Linked DNA regions of Homo sapiens: region 1 is linked to region 2. A link is an interaction called in ENCODE POLR2A ChIA-PET data of the cell type or tissue named here. Cell type or tissue: PC-9. All regions are shown on one strand. Links, peaks and the distances in the headings refer to the core of each region. The heading gives the core; the rest is flanking DNA. Region 1 overlaps NAMPT (nicotinamide phosphoribosyltransferase). Region 2 has its middle 99 kb from the start of NAMPT-AS1.

Evidence for each region. Peaks named below come from ENCODE experiments on the same cell type or tissue, not always from the same donor. Only the 100,000 strongest peaks of a DNase experiment are listed, where the experiment ranks them.
Region 1: POLR2A ChIA-PET joins it to region 2 with 7 read pairs; 8 of 35 experiments call an interaction of 5 or more read pairs at or near these places.

The regions. Positions count from the first base shown.
Region 1 is chr7:106,275,857-106,281,241 of GRCh38, forward strand. It overlaps NAMPT (nicotinamide phosphoribosyltransferase), which reads right to left. Exons shown (of 11, transcript NM_005746.3): 2 at 1,167-1,323. Among named protein-coding and RNA genes, the nearest start is that of NAMPT, 6.4 kb to the right of the region's middle. In PC-9, for the core only: no CTCF peak of the experiment used is centred there; no DNase peak of the experiment used is centred there; H3K4me3 peaks cover 2,845 bases; H3K27ac peaks cover 3,108 bases.
Region 2 is chr7:106,381,791-106,387,175 of GRCh38, forward strand. No RefSeq gene overlaps it. Among named protein-coding and RNA genes, the nearest start is that of NAMPT-AS1, 99 kb to the left of the region's middle. In PC-9, for the core only: no CTCF peak of the experiment used is centred there; no DNase peak of the experiment used is centred there; H3K27ac peaks cover 624 bases.

The DNA.
Region 1 (5,385 bases), core at 76-5,075, 110 kb before region 2:
TGAGACCCTGTCACTATAAAAAAGTAGCCAGGCATGGTGGTGCGAGCCTGTGGTCCCAGTTACTTGAGAGGCTGAGCAGGAAGGATCTCTGGAGCCTGGGAGGCAGAGGTTGCAGTGAGCCAAGATTGCACCACTGCACTCCAGCCTGGGTGACTGAGTGAGACCCTGTCTAAAAACAAAACAAAACAAAAAAACTTTGGTATTAACTTTGGTATTCTTGCCACTAATAATTACTTCTGATATCTAGCTAGGTTTTCAGTAGTATAAGACTATCTGAACTGCCTAATCTTAAAAGAGTCAAGATTATAGAAAAGAGTTATTGGCCTAAAATTCACCTTACTGTTTTCAATTCTGAAATTGTTTAATTCAAAAGGTTAGAGATAAACTTTTCCAACATGTATAATGTGTTTGGGAACTGTTTTCCCCCTAGAAATGGCCTTTCAAATAAGAAAGCACAGAAATTGGGGGATTTTTGTTTTAATATGCATTTGCAACTAAGTCCAGAGACACAGGTAGTTTTTAAAAATAGGTCTTCAAGGTAAAACTGGCTAATATAAAAATATTCTGATTGCTACCATAATTCAAAAGGAGTTTCCAGTTCATTAACAACTCCTTTACTTTGAATTAATGACTAAAGTATAACAAACAAGATTAGCCTCCAAAAATTAATGACTTTTCTAAACTTATTTCAAAACTTTTAGTTCGGCCAGGAGTGGTGGCTCACGCCTGTAATCACAGCACTTTGGTGGGCCGAGACAGGTGGATCACCTGAGGTCGAGAGTTCAAGACCAGCCTGACCAACATGGAGAAAGCCCGTCTTCACTAAAAACACAAAATTAGTTGGGTGTGGTGGTGCATGCCTGTAATCCCATCTACTCGGGAGGCAGAGGCAGGAGAATTGCCTGAAACCAGGAGGCGGAGGTTGCGCTGAGTTGAGATCATGCCATTGCACTCCAGCCTGGCCAACAAGAGCGAAACTCGGTTTCCAAAAAAAAAAAAAAACCTTTTATTTCAGAAAACTTTTCTCATACTTAGAACATCAAACACACACCAAATTATATGATTTAATGCATCCAAATTAACAGATTTGTTAAAAATTCTAAAAGAACTCCTAAAGGAGTTAAGAGTAATAAGCAGTGTTTAAAATATACTAGGAAAAGTAATACCTTTTAAGTACTTATTAAGAATGTACTGCAACCCATAAAATACTGTTTCCTCATATTTCACCTTCCTTAATTTGGAGTTTTCTGTCTTCTTTTCACGGCATTCAAAGTAGGAATAAACTTTGCTTGTGTTGGGTGGATATTGTTTATAGTGAGTAACCTATGTAAAGAAATACACTTCTGTTAGAAAACACCGATGAGTAGACTATAAATCACAACAGAAAAGGCTTGAAGTTATTTCAAAACCAGAGAAACTATATTTCTTGTTTGCTATTAACCAGTTTCTTTTCCTGGCTATACCAAATAAAAAATAAGTATCTAAGATATTTTCAGAGTTCAGTATCTTAAAACCACAGGAGAGCGTTAAATTTTACATACAAGCACACTAAATCTACTACAAGGCCTCTAGGTTGGAAAAGTATTTCATTTGGTTTTGGGGAACAGTCCTTCATCCAGGCGAAGAGAGAGAGAAGCAGCTGCCTAATGGGCACACACAACAGAAAGGAATGAACTGAAAGACAGCAGAATTTGGTACTGCTAATATCTCAATGTGGTATGTTCCAAAAGTCAATGACTTAACATGACTACTTTACTTGTACAATGAGGTACTGAGGATGATCACTTTTAGCCTTCACAGTGACACTATGAAAACCTGGATGACAGCAACGGCGGTGGCAGCAAAGTAAAGCAGCAAAGTAAAAAAAAATCCTGTTTTGTAATCTCCCTTTGTCAAATCACCCACCTAACTGGAAAATAAATTCTTAAACATCAAATCCTTATGAGTTTAAAATACGAAGAGGTCTTCCTTAGCACAAATTTCTTTTCCATGAACTTGGGTAAGAGCCACCATGTAAAAAATTTATCTGCTTTTAAGAAAGAAAAAGTAAAAAGTGAGTGTTCATTATACTTTTAATATGGTTAAAACATGGAAATAAATTCAAACATTTTACCAATAAAAAATAAAGTGGAAGAATAATGTGTATCTGCCCAATTTCAAGAGTAGGAATAACAGTGCCTTGAGGTTTAAGATACAGGGTGAATCATGGCAATGGCGGAATAAATCTTTGCAGACCATTTTTCATGAGTGATCACTGTGAACATAAATCATTTTTCCTGTTTAGCTTTGATCTCAAGTTCAGGAAAGCCAATGCTGTCTTTGGGTACACAGTCTCAATCTCAGTAAAACTTGGCTCTATCCTCAAGAATCTTCATAGCTTAGTACAAGAATCCTAAGATGAATATATTTCCATTGATGATTCTGAATGAATGTGCTGTTTCCTTGCCAATGGTAGCATACTTGCAACTCTATAAAAATAGCCCCTAATGCAGCACACAGACAACCTTGGAGGTAAATCTTTATAGTAACAAGTGATCTGAGAGTTTAAGTCAAGCAGGAGACTTGGAGCTGTTTTCCTTAAGTACAACAGATAGTGATATACTAAAAGGTACAGGGAAGACTCATCAAAAGCTAGAAGTATATGTCAGGGCTTATTAAGGTTAGAATCCAGGGACTGATCCCACTTTAATAAAATTTAAGAAGTAGCTAAGCAAGATAGCTAATACAGAATCTGCAGCAATGAAATTTATGTCAATTCACTAAAATGCAAAAACAAATATATTTATGAATGAGTCTGTAGTAATAAATATGACCACTACCTCAACTACTTATGAAACTGAAGAAAAAGACACCTCTACCTAAAAACACACCCAAGATGTATGTAAAAATGAAAATGTCCAGTTTACAATGTAAATAACTCCAACTTCTTTAGTGGGACTAAGTAGTGAGATAGAAGAAAAGCACACACGATGAAGTAAAACTTGAAAAATGGTGTGGATCTTATAGCACAAGTTTGTAAGTCTGATTCATAGTTTTATTTCTCCACAGTTTGACCCTTACTGTTCAGGTACTTAATGATGCATTCTTTATCAGATTTAAAATTACTAGAAGGCAAGTTATTTTCTTTTTCTGAGAAGACGAAGAGTCAAAAGCAAAATGGAAATGTCTCTAAGCTATTTAACTCTGTATCTTGGTCTAAAAGTATACTGAAAATGTTCTTTGTACAAATACAGCTCCAGTTCTGGACAATAATTAAATATTTATAATTTTAAAGCTTCAGCTATGTTCTCTAATTATAGTACTTTAAAAACCTACCTTTACTTAGAATGCCTTCTCTGAAAACAAATACCATTTAAAATACAAAAATGTCTGAACTGCTTAATTAGAAACGAAGTATGAACTCTAAAAATCTTTGGAGAACCTTAAGAGTATCGTTTTAGAATATAGCTAACGCATCTAAGTTATCTAGGCAAACTCGCAGGTAATTAGCCAAGAAACACCATTTATTAACTATCTACTAACACCCAACAAGTTTACAGAAGAATACAGAGCATGTTTAGGTCTACTTATAGGGGTATATGTACATGTTGTTTAATGGGAAAATGTTTTTAAAGCAGAGCTTTTTAAGAAAGTATTTCTAACAATGTAGTCAAAAGGATTTATAATGATTCTAGTTTTGCTAGCTTACTGTCCTCTTCATTTTACTTTCTACTAAACAGGCCATTTTGAACCTTCACCAGAAAATTGGATGATATAGCATAAATTCAAATCAACTGTTATTTTATAAATACTTCATTCACAAATACATACTCTGTACCTACTTCAGACACTGAGGATGAGAAAGTAAATAGAATGACATGGTCTCTATTTTCAAAGGACTAATAAGGGCTGAAGAAGGAAGAAAAAAAATATATTAATTTCAGATCAAGATAGATGCTATGAAAATGTAAGAGAATGATGGGCTAGAGGGGGCCAGGAAGACTTCTTTGAGAAGGTGACATGTGAGCAAGACCTAAATGACAAGGAGACAGGAAATGCTTTGGCATAAGGGACAGAACAGAAGGCAGGCCAATGTGGTAGGTACTTAAAAGTATGGGGGCGGGGTGGGGACAGTAAGAACACGATAAGGTCAGAGGTAGGCAGAAATGAGATCATGTAAGGCTTACAGACTACCCCAAGGAGCCTGGATTTTATACCAAGTGCAATGGGAAGCCATTATGTTTTAAGCTGGGGTGAATATGACATGATTCACCTTTTAAAAGGATTAGCCTAGTGGTGGATAAGAATGGATTATAGGGTGACCAAAGAGTGCAGGAGTTAGGGGCTATTAGGTTAGATGGGAGAATTTGCCCAGTGTTTTTGGAGGTAAAGGGGAACTACGCCGATAAATTGGATGTGGAAGATGATAATGAGGGAGAAGAATTAATACCTCCCACATTTTTGGTTGAGCAACTGCATTAATAAGAGTGCCATTTATAGAGATGGGGAAGGCTATCAAATGGTAGGGAAATGAAGTGCTCAATTTTAAATGTTAAGTAACGCTAACAAAAAGTTTCATAGTATTCTAAAGTTAACACAGAAAGCTCTTAAATCATGTTAACTTTTTTAGCACTGACTTGACTTCTATTACTAAAGAAAATGGTTCTACAATAAATACAAAATTATTCCGTAGATGTAAACCAAACAAAATACCTAATAAGATCCCAGCAAACCTTCCCAGTGAAAATGCTTCCTAAACTGGCATGGCCCTCCTGCTGTTAAAAGAACACCATCTGAACATCAATACATATGTGGTAAAGAACTGGCCGGGCACGGTGGCTCATGCCTGTAATCCCAGCACTTTGGGAGGCCAAGACGGGTGGATCACGAGGTCGGGAGATGGAGACCATCCTGGCTAACATGGTGAAACCCCGTCTCTACTAAAAATACAAAAAACTAGCCGGGCGTGGTGGCACGCGCCTGTAGTCCCAGCTACTCAGGAGACTGAGGCAAGAGAATCGCTTGAACCTGGGAGGTGGAGGTTGCCGTGAGCTGAGATCGTGCCACTGCACTCCAGCCTGGGCAACAGAGCAACACTCCGTCTCAAAAAAAAAACAAACATAAGCACAAACAGAAAAATGTAGTTCTTTTAACATAACTCTTCAGTTGTGTGATTAATTTACTTCATGAAAGGATAAACTTCTAAAAATTATTACATACTAGATAACAGTAACTGGTATTATTTTAATGCCTAGAACAAAAACGGTCTAGCCCTAAGTCAAATGATGGACAGCTGTTTCCATTAAGGAGTGCTGGCCAACCAACTGTAACAAAAAATTAGATTCCCAAGGCTAAATATCCTTGTTCCAAGTATGACAGTTTTTTTAAAAAAGTATGAGATATGAC
Region 2 (5,385 bases), core at 218-5,217:
GCACACATAGGTGCTTATACACATGTTGGACAAATGAGTTCATGACATCTATGAATAGCTACAGGAATCATTTTCAAAGACAATCAGCCAGTCATATTGTCCACAAAGGGTTTTGTGCTTTTTCCAGATGTGAGAGGCAGTGTGGGAGATATCATTTAGATGCTGAAAAATTGGAATTTGGAGACATTTGGAGATTTCTGAAGTTCTGCAGAATTTTACAAATCAAGAGCATCGTTTAAAAGAGATGTGTAATCATCACATAGTACTTTAATGTTCTTCCTGCCCATAGCATCTTAACTGCCATCTTCAAAGCCAGACTGCAAGCCTGAAAAAGCCTTAACAAGTAAAAATTATCCTTTACATTCTCTGTTGTCCTCTTGAATCCTGTCCCTAGATATTGGTGACTGTTCTCCCTTGGGCCATGCAGGACCTGTCTGCTGGTCACTCTACTTTCCTGGCACTGGCCCAGGCCTGGGAGGAGGAGGAGGAAGAGGAGGAGGAGGAGGAAGAAGAGAAGGAAGAGAGGGAGGAGGAAGAGGAGGAAGAGGAGGAGAAGGAGGAAGAGGAGGAGAAGGAGGAAGAAGAAGAGGAGGAGGAGGAAGAGGAGGAGGAGGAGAAAGAGGAGGCGGAGGGAGAGGTTTCCTATGTCCCATCACTCCAATCTGGAGTCCTACAAATGTTCTTTGGGGACCTTCAACAGTGAAATATTCTATTGCAGCCAGAAACCTAACCATGTGCTCTGACCTAGCATTGAGTCCAAGCTTATTTTGTCTCTGTCTTCAGTATTTTATGGGATGTATGCATCTTTCTAGGGAAGCCCAGAGAATCTGCTGAAGACAAATGTTTGTTTACAGTATCTAGTACCATGTATCTAGTAACCAGTATCTAGTAACATGGGCTTTAAAACATGTATCTTGTTACCAGTATCTAGTAACATGGGCTTTAAAAGAGTATTCATGGGTTTGGGGGCTGGAGCACTGCTGTGGCAAATGTTTGGGCCCTGGTAAACAGGGCCTAAATTTTTTTTTCACTCTGATAAAAATTATGCATCTCACCTTCCATTACAACCTTACATAGATTAGTTGACATTCTGCAGCAGGATTTTCGGGTAAATGTAAGCAGGCCTGGTGGGATGAGAGTTAGGGAGGCAGATCAGGGGTCCTAGTAAAGACAGGGGACTTGAAATTGACAGCCTGGTTGTGAATTCTGGCAAAGGCACACAAAAGTGGGGTGCTCTTCAGGATACTCACCCTTCCTAACCCTTGGTTTCCTCAGCTGTAAAATAACTACCTCATAGAGCTATTTTGAGGAGTTACTATAGCAGAAAAGACTTAAAATAGTTCTTGAGTGTGATATATAAGTGACTGTTATTATTGTCCTAGGCAACCCTTGGGTCTATGCTTTTCTAGGATATTCACATGGTCCTGCGACACAAAATCTCCCAGTGGTTCCCAGTCAATGCCTTAAGGCTTATGGGGAGCCAAGGAAATTGATTGCTATTTTCTGGACACCTAAGTTCTAGTTCTTAAAACCATTTGTGCTTCATCAAGGAGTTCAGCCAGAGAAGTGTCATCCAAGGTGATACAGGGTAGGACCAAGGAGACTGGTACCTGATGGGCTCTATTGTCACCCCTTAATCCAACATTCTCCATTCCCATGAGGGTCCCATATTTGAGTGGCTACCATTATTATTGGAGACAGAAATTACTCCAGGCCCAGGGGTTCTTGCTGTAGTAAAAAGCCTACAAGCCTTTGCAGTGCTCTGATCTTAAACAGGTGAGCCGGTGTGTGCAGCTTGATGGATGCTTCTCCTAACTTAGGGAGGTGGTAATGAACAAAGTTACTAAAGACACCCAATTGTTTTAATGTCATATGCCCTCCAAAGCCCCTGAAGTTCACAGAAAATAACTCCGTTCTTAGAAGCTGGACATCAGATGGAACTGAGCTATCAAGAACTTGAGCTGAAATTCTTTCTAGTCTCACATATGTAGAGATTAAAAAGCAATTTCCTTCAAATAATGATTAGATCATTCACTTAGCAGTTCTACGTCAGTATCTTGTTTTAGGCTTATTCCATTATCTTGGCAAGGGAAAGAGCAGCAATAGGAATTGCCAAAAGTAAAAGGCAAAATTTCGTATTAGGTTCATTTTTAATGTGAAAGAGCATTATTAAATCAGTTGTCTAATAATAGTTATCAAGAATGCTGGCCAGGTGCGGTGGCTCACGCCTATAATCCCAGCACTTTGGGATGCCGAGGCAGGCAGATCACGATGTCAGGAGGTCGAGACCATCCTAGCTAACACGGTGAAACCCCATCTCTACTAAAAATACAAAAAATTAGTCAGGTGTGGTGGCAGGTGCCTATAGTCCTGCCAGGACTCCTGAGTATAGCTACTCAGGAGGCTGAGGCAGGAGAATGGCATGAACCTGGGAGGCAGAGCTTGCAGTGAGCCAAGATTGTGCCACTGCGCTCCAGCCTGGGTGACAGAGAGAGACTCTGTCTCAAAAAAAAAAAAAAAAAAAAAAAAAAAAAAAAAAAAAAAAGTATGCCTTTGGTTAAACAAAGCTGGATATATCAAAATGCTTGAGATCAAGTTAAAAGGAAAAAGCATACTAGAAAAATCAGGCAGCATAGTACAGGCATATGAGCCTTCAAAGGAGCAGCATGGGGGCACCTGTGACCACATGATCATGGCTACCATATGCAGAGCCAGTCCAACCACCAGTAGTGGCAGAGGGTTATTAGAGAGGATGAATGTCCAGGCCTGCAAGAACTGGAGCCAGAGAGAAGTAAAAGAGCTTACTGCAATGAAGAAGTTCCTGTTTTTCCAAAAGACACTCAGAGCAAACAAAAGGCAAAACATCATGCCTCTAACCTGTTCATTCCACAACCTGCCACCTCCCACACCTCAGATTAAACACACAATAAATGAATCAGATGACTTTAAAAATAGGCAGATGTCCTCAAATGAACAGGCTACATCTGGTGGCCCTCAACAGATCCACACGTTGTTTTCAGCTATGAAATCCTCATCCCAACCCTATGGAGTGATACAGTAAATGAAATCATATCATTTAAAAGTGGATTGATTTAGACATGATTTAGTCCAACTCTGTCTTCACTGATGAGAAAAATCACTTATTCATTTTTCTCATTTAACAAATTTTTGTTGTTCACCTACTATCTGCTCTCAACTGTGAATAGTCATAATCTGATTTCTGCCCTCACAGTACAGTCTCATAGTGGAGGAGGAGAAGCAGTAACAATACAATGTGAAGAATCCTGTGATGGGAGGAGTATACGATTCTTGGAGCTGCAGAAAGGGAAGCGTAACTCAGGTGTGGGGTGTCAGGGCTGCCTTAAGGAGAAGCTGAAGGGTGAGGAGGAGAAGCCAGGCTAGCAGTAAGGGGAGTGAGAAGAGGAAGTAGCACAGGTGAAAGAGCTGGAAATTAGAGAGGATAGCCCTTTAGGGGAGACGAGTGACTGATTGAGTGTCATAGTTGTTGGATAAATTAGAGAGCTGAGTCTTGCCAAGGAACAAGACCCTGATTGTATTTAGACTTGAGACTTGTGAAAAGCAATTTTATTGGGCTCAAGCTTATTGTGAGTAACTGTTGCAGGGAGCAAGCAGTTAGAAAGAGCTATATATATACTAGAAGTACTTGCCATATGGTTTTTATACTGTATACAGCAAAGGAATGAGCTATGATCACCACCACTGCACTCCAGCCTGGGTGACAGAGCAAGACTCTATCTCTAAAAACAAACAAACAAAAAAATAAATTAAAAAACACCAAAGGAATGAGCTCTGAGCAGGAAAGAGTTGCCCAGCTTTTTAATATAATAATACATGGATATAGTTAATAATATAATAAAAATAAAAAATCAATGATAAACCACAGTGATTCACTGAAAATTGTTTTATTTCTGAAGTGATTAATCCCAAAACACCAGAAGGCTCTCCCTGACTATCCTCTATACTGGTGTATTAATCCATTTTGGGTTGTTATAAAGGAACACCTGAGGTAGGGTAATTTATAAGGTTTATTTGGCTCATGGTTCTGCAGGCTGTGCAAGCCTGGCTCCAGCATCTGCTTGGCTTCCAGTGAGGCCTCAGGAAGCTTTTACTCATGGTGGAAAGCAAAGAAGGAGCAGGCATGGCACGTGGCAAGAGATGGAGCAAGAGAGATGCCAAATGGGCTTTAACAACCAGCTCTCATGTGAGCTAACAGAGTGAGAACTCACTCATTACTGCAGAGAGTACCAAGCCCTTCATGAAGGATCCACACCCACGATCCAAACACCTCTCATTAGGCCCCACCTCCACAGTGGGAATCCATTTCCACAAGAAATTAAGAGGGGACAAAAATCCAAATTATACCAACTGGTGAGCGACTCCCCTGCTTTGGAAAATATGGGGCAACTTCATGGCCTGTTTGCTTGAACAGATGCTCTTTGACTTACCATGGGGCTCCAACCCAATAAACCCATCATAAGTTTGAAAATATCCTAAGTCAAAAATGCATTTAACACCCCTAACCTACAAAAAAATCATAGCTTACCCTACCTTACCTTAAATATGCTCAGAACATTTACATTAGCCTGCTGTTAGGCACAATCACCTAACACAATGCCTATTTTACAATGAAGTATTGAATATCTCATGTATTTTATTAAATACTGTACTGAAAGTGAAAAACAGAATGGTTGCCTGTGTGCTTAAAGTTCATACTGAACGTGTATATCACTTCTGCACCATTGTAAAGTAGAAAAATTAAGTTGAGCCATAGTAAGTCAGGACCACCTGTATTTTGCTCCTCTCCCACTTTTACTCCACTCCAGTTGTTCTTGCTGCCTGAGCAGAGTCAAAGTGTATACTTTCAGGGGAAGAAAGTGTACCTGGAAAGTTTTGTGAAAAATTAATTTTTTAAATATAAATATTTCTGCATGAACTAATGCTACAACAAAGCTCCTCTTCTTGCTCTGTGCTTCATTTGTCTGTGTACCTCATTCTTCCTGGTCACAGGACAAGAACTCAGGACCCGCCGAATGGTGAAGCTAAAAGAGTTGTAACACAAACAGGGCTGAGACATGGCCCTTTTTCTCCACATTGTGGGTGAAGAGTAGGAAAGAAGAGCTGCAGCCCTTCAGGGAGCCCAGACCTGGGAGCTCCCTGAGCCAGGGCTGTGACCCCCTCTTTGGGCCCCTGTAGTTCCTGGCATCTCCAAGCTTCTGGGAGCCACCGCATTCCCCAGTGCCAGCCAGGGACTTGCAGTGCACCTGGTCCAGCTGTAGCCTCACAGAGAGCTGGTGCCCATGCTGGCACCTGGAGCTGCCTGCCCCACAGCAGCAGCTGGTGTGTCTGACTATGCAGTGGCTGGAC